Regions from separate parts of the Homo sapiens genome. Here region 2 is linked to region 1. Evidence: chromatin contacts called from ENCODE Hi-C data. All regions are on one chromosome and are shown on one strand. Each heading gives the region's core, a stretch centred on a gene start or an enhancer-like site at or near the end of the contact. The rest is flanking DNA. Distances are from core to core; before and after follow the strand shown. Region 1 holds the start of VWC2 (von Willebrand factor C domain containing 2). Region 2 overlaps PKD1L1 (polycystin 1 like 1, transient receptor potential channel interacting).

Region 1 (2,700 bases), core at 39-2,538:
AGTGGAGTTAGAGACGGACGAATGTACAGGAAGATAAGAGGGAAACTCTTCCTCATTTGCTTTAGGGGGTTGTGCTGGGAAAATGCGGGGAGGTTAAACAAAGCTTCTCCTAGGACTCCACGATTCATTTCTAACAACTTCTTAAAAGACTCCCGTCTCGGGAGCAGACGCCCCCTCCCCGCTCTCTAAGCCCCGCTGCATGAAAGGATGCCCTCGGCCCCTTGCCAGAGGGCCGGGTCGGGGATTCCCGGGGCTTCAGCTCCTCTGCCGGCCCGCCCCTCCGAGCCTTGGGAGCCAGGTCGCCGGCCGCAGCGCTCAGTCTTGTAGTGTCCTGGCTGCGGAGCAGAAGCGCCCGGGCAGCACCAAGGTGTGCAGTGCGGGAGGCTGGGGCCCCAGGGCGCAGAGTGGGCGCGAGACCCTCCTACTCGCTGGATCCCGGCCAGCCTTTCTGGATTCCAAAGTTTCTGCCGCCCAAAGGGGCTGGGAGAGCCCGAGACGCCGCAGGACACCGGCAATCCAGCCTCTCTCCGCCTCACTCCCCGAACGCCCCCACTCTGCGCACTCCGGTGCGTCTGTCCCCTCCCCCTCAGCCCTCCTCCCTGAGGGCTCCGGACGTGCCCGGCCCTGCTGACCCCCTGCCCGGTCCCTGCCGACCTCAACACTGGGCGAAGCGCCCATATTCACAAACTTGGGCGGGGGAGGGGGTTCCTCCGGAGCAGCTGAGCGGCTGAACCCAGCTGGAGCGCGTCCGGCCGCGCGGGGACACCCAGCATGCACCCTCAGCCCTGAAGACCGGCGCCAAACCTACATACATGAGCGCAGGGCGCGGGCCGGACGCCGGGCTCGCAGCGGGCGCAGGGGTAGCAGCGGCGGGCGCGGGCCCGGGTTGCCAGCGCCCATCCTGGGCCGGCCGGCGACCCGCGTGGGGCGGACCACTAACAGCCCAGCCCCACCTGCGCGCTCCGCCTGGCGCGCACACCGGGCTAGGGCGTCTCTGGGGAGTCGCTCATCGCGCTGTCAGCTGCCGGTAGTCGCGGCCCCAACTCGCGTCAGTGCCCGCGTCGCCCTCAGTCGCTCATCCTCCGGCCTCGTCCCCGCTTCTCCGAGACCAAGCGCGCCCCGGGGGCCACCCTGGCGCCGCCTCGCTCCTCTCCGCGGAGGGGTTCGGGGAGCTCTCCAGACCCGGCAGCCGGAATGTCTGGGCAGCCGTGGCGCGTCGGAGGGAAAAGAGAAGCCCGGAGCGCGGCCGGCGCGCGAGTGGCACCGAGGCCAGCATGGGAGCTAGCGCGCCCGCCTCCCGCCTCCCCCTGCCGCAGCCGCCTCCGCCCGGCTCCCGTTCCGCTCCCTCCTCTGCTGCCCCCGCTCTGGAGGCCCCGCCTTGGCCCGCGCTGCCCCGGGGGAGGCCCTCGCGCTGCCCCCGGAGAGGCCCTACCGCCGCACCCGCTCCCTTTGCTGCGCCGGACCAACCTGTCACTCGTCCGCGCGGCCGCGTCCCCACCTCCGCAGCCGGCCGCAGACCCTGCCAGGGCTGCCATTCTCCAGTCGAGTCATTCACTTTGCGCTGGACCTTTCATCTTGGCTTTTCTCTTTTCTTTAATTTCTTCCTTCCTAATTGGCCCCCTCTGGCTTTCCTCTTTGTGGACAGCTTGTTTCAGCTACTGTGTTCAGATTGGGATTCGAAGGCCGTGTTAGTTTAGCAGACTGTTGAGACTTTCTCGTCTTTGCATTCAGAAACCCAGAGAAATAGACGTTTACGAGTAAGAAACGTAAAAATCTCAAGCGCGAACTTTCTGAATCTCTGCCAATCTCTCCCCGCTCCCATCTTCCTCTTTCTGCCTGCTCTCTCTTCTACTACAAATAGAAACCTGTTTCCTAACTTTGCTAGAATCCTCAACTGTTAAGCAGAGGCCCGGTTGTTTTTACTCTTTGATCTTGTGTAAACGAGAAAACGTCAATAGTACCTGTTCAAATTAATCCCCGAAATTGAATTTTCATGGAAATGGCCCATGGCAGTGGTTCCCACTCACGGCATTTTAGAATCCCTGAAAGTGCTCGGACGGTAAACAGATAAGCTTCCCTGCAAGGTCAGGCGCTCTGGCTGGTGGGAACTGGGGAGGCTGGTTTGGGACACAGTTATGTCTATCTTTTAATAGTATAGACAAACAAATCTTAGCTGAGGTGCTAGGGAGCCCTCCTTGAAAGCCTGAGAAGGCTGCCCCTCCACCCCCTCCAACACATACACAACCAACAGGGCTGGATGGAGGATTTCTTTCTCTCTCTCTCTCTCTTTTTTTTTTTTTTCAGACGGAGTCTCGCTCTGTGGCCTAGCCTGGAGCGCAGTGGCGCGATCTCCACTTACTGCAAGCTCGATTCCCGGGTTCATGCCTTTCTGCCGCCTCAGCCTCCTGAGTAGCTGGGACTACAGTCGTCCGCCATCACCCCCAGCTAATTTTGTTTTTGTATTTTTAGTGAGACGGGGTTTCACCATGTTGGACATGATGGTCTCGATCTCCGGACCTCGTGATCCTCCTGCCTCGGTCTCCCAAAATGCTGGTGAGCCACCGCGCCTGGCCTGGATGGAGGATTTCTATGTACAGGATGATTTGAGCCCTTCTGCTGTTTCAGTTCTCACTCTCATTTTTCCTTTTTTTTTTTTTTTTAATGTTTTAGAGACACGATCTCACTTTGTCACCCAGGCTT
Region 2 (2,758 bases), core at 184-2,683, 1.8 Mb after region 1:
TTCCCAGCACATTGCAGTCTTCAGAATGTTTGCTTTTTTTTTTTTCTCTAGAGGTCTATGCTAATCATGTGCTTCTTATGAGTGATGGGAAGTGTGGCTGTCCTTGGTGTGCTCTGAATGGAAAGGCAGAAGACCGGGAATCACAGAGCCCATCCTCATCAGCTTCCAGGCAGAAGGTATTCCTGGATCTGGGGAAATTAGGCTTTTCTTCCTGAATACAGTACATGTACAGTACAGCTAAAAAGCACCTCCATGTTTCATCAGGAATTCATCAGGGATTGTTTTCCTATCATGTGTGTTTGTGCCAATGAAGCAAGTGTGACTTATAAAGCCTTAATTCAGCTCCAGAGCATAGTTCCACATATAAGAAGTGCAGGCAGGGCTAGCCCAGCCCAGAGGAGTAGGGGATAGCCCTCAGATGGGGAGTGAGGGGTAGCCCTCAGGTGGGGAGTGGGGGCTGCCCTGCAGGTGGGGAGTAGGGGCTGCCTCCCAGGTGGGAAGTAGGAGGGTAGCCCTCAGGTGGGGAGTGGGGGCTGCCCCTCAAGCGGGGAGTGGGGGCTATCCCCGGGGTGGGGAGTGGGTGCTGTCCCCCAGGTGGGGAGTGGGAGCTGCCCCGAGATGGCTCCAGCACAGACAAGGCTTCCAGCAGCCAAAGCACTGAAACCCTGCTTAACTTGCGCAGTGTGGGGAGCTCGTTGAAGACCCCTATTAATTAAGACTGGGCTACCTGGATGTTTGTGAATTCCCTTGCATCTGTTTATCAGAGTAGCTAACAGGGCTTGGGTCTGAAGGCCTGGGCAATGCCCTGGAGATGGAGGAGAAGCGTGAGAGGAGTGACTCTCACATCTGTGGGTGGGGTCCGAGAGAAGAGTGAAAACTTCTGAGTGAGACATGCTTTTCACCCAGAATAAGCATTGGTTCCAAAGGGACATGCACAGACAGCCCAGAGTTGTGCGTTTCTAGTTCAAATTTAAAGAAGCCAGTTCTCTTTGAAGCTCCCAGAACCTCTGCTGTCCTTGGCAAAGACTCTCCTGCAGTTCATTTTTCAGTATTCCTCATGCAGAGCAGCGTTATTAAACCACCCCCTCCGTAGCACATCCATCTGAGTTTATATTGAAATGAATTTGATCTCAACCCACAGTGTTTGTGTTTGGGAGCTTTTCTCTGCTCTGCCATCACTTTTGTCAGCGAAAGTTCAAGGAGGCATTTTTAGGTTCCCAAGGAAGGATATTTAGTAAGATGAGCGTCTGATGGTTCTGAGAACAGGAGGTTGGGGAGAGGTGTTTTAGAGGGGAGGTGATATTACCTGCGTTTCTCACATTACACAATGTAAATAGCCACATACAGTGACTTCCTTAGGCTTTTAGTGCCCTCACCTCCAAACACAAGGGGGCAAACAGACCTCATGCTTCTTGAACACTTGGTGCAGATCTGCTATGCAGAATCACCTAGGGAGCTTAAAAGTCAAAGAAACCAAACAAAACCATGCACAAGCCCTGCCTCTGAAGATTCTAACAGACATGCTGTGGCGTGGCTCAGGGTGATGGTGCTTCAACCCCACCCCACCCAGGTGACTCCAAGGTTCAGCCACCTGGGACCTCAGCTTTGGGCATAGATCGATGCCTTTAGGATTTGACCATCATGTCCCAAAGGGCTTGGTCCTGGTGAAATGTGCAATCAGGGGGCTCTCTGGTTTTGGTTGACTGGGAGACCCATTTCCAAGCTGCATTCTGGCCGCTCTGCTCTCTACAGCCCCAGTGGGCTCAGGCGAAGGTCACACAGGGCCATACACCAGCTCCTGGACGTGCTGGGCAGTTTGCTGATTGGGCATAGTTATAGGATAGTGTCTTGCAAAGCCCTGTGTCTCCCATGCTGCTCACTAGCACCATGCCTTTTAGGGGTTGTAGGTACATGCAGCTGTCTCAGCCCCTGGGTTTCACATCCTCAGGAAACTGCCAGGATCTACCCAGGTCCTGCTCTGGGAGGCCACAGAGGGGTTCCCTGTTCTCGTCACAGAAGAGGGGCAGGTGCCAGGCGTATGCACTCAGGCACGAGCTGGCATCTTTCAGCTCCCACTCTGGCCTTCTTGACACCTTCCTGTGTTGTTCTCCTGAAAGATGAAGCACCTGATGTCCTGTAGTTACAAATCTGTAAAAGGCCCACAGCACAGGGAGCGCACATCCCAGGGAGGGGCTGGGCCGTTGGTTAACCTATACTAACTTCTTAACTGGCTGGAACTACTTCTGGTAACAGCTCTCTCAAGAGCCAGAGTGAGGCCCTGGGCCCTCAGTCTGAGGGATGGTGGCTGCTTTTTGTAATCATGTCCACAGTGGGGCGTTGTCTCTGGACAGGCGTCCTGTGTAGGAAACAAGGTGGCCAGCTTCCCGTAGGCCAAAAGTGTCCCCCCTCCTCCTGTGCCGTGGGCACCTCCCTGCTTTCCTGGTGCCACCAGGATTGAGATTTTGTCACAAGGAGAGCTGCACAGGTCAATGCAAGGTCAACAGAGGCCTCATGACCAAGATGGGCTCCCAGCACCCCTCACCTGCCCTCCAATGCCCCCACCCCACCTAAGCTCTCAGTGTGCACAGGCCGAGCAAGCCCAGTGGCATTGTCTCTGAGTTCTCTCTTGGGCTCCATCTCACTTCCAGTCCAGCAGCCAGCCCGGCCACCCCATAGCCTCAGAGGTGTTCACCCTCTGCCTTCACTCCACAATCAAGACCTGCCATCCTCATAGCCCTCTGAGTGGATCCCCTGCTGC

The links. A loop is a pair of places that touch in the nucleus more often than their neighbours do. Pooled maps may share reads with other maps.
Region 2: a pooled map shows a loop between it and region 1 (7-fold over the local background). The contact joins the enhancer-like site here to the promoter of VWC2 in region 1. A Hi-C loop is called at or near these places in 11 of 37 single-sample maps with no recorded cell type and 4 of 50 pooled maps.

What each region holds. Positions count from the first base shown.
Region 1 is chr7:49,772,226-49,774,925 of GRCh38, reverse strand. VWC2 (von Willebrand factor C domain containing 2) reads right to left here and starts at 1,288. Exons shown (of 4, transcript NM_198570.5): 1 at 813-1,288.
Region 2 is chr7:47,937,611-47,940,368 of GRCh38, reverse strand. PKD1L1 (polycystin 1 like 1, transient receptor potential channel interacting) reads left to right here. Exons shown (of 57, transcript NM_138295.5): 3 at 52-176. Among named protein-coding and RNA genes, the nearest start is that of PKD1L1, 9.5 kb to the left of the region's middle. RefSeq lists enhancers at 2,024-2,193, 2,644-2,723. Within about 2 kb of position 1,433, at least 4 of the 41 ENCODE cell types and tissues checked have a DNase peak (open chromatin) inside an H3K27ac peak, as active enhancers do.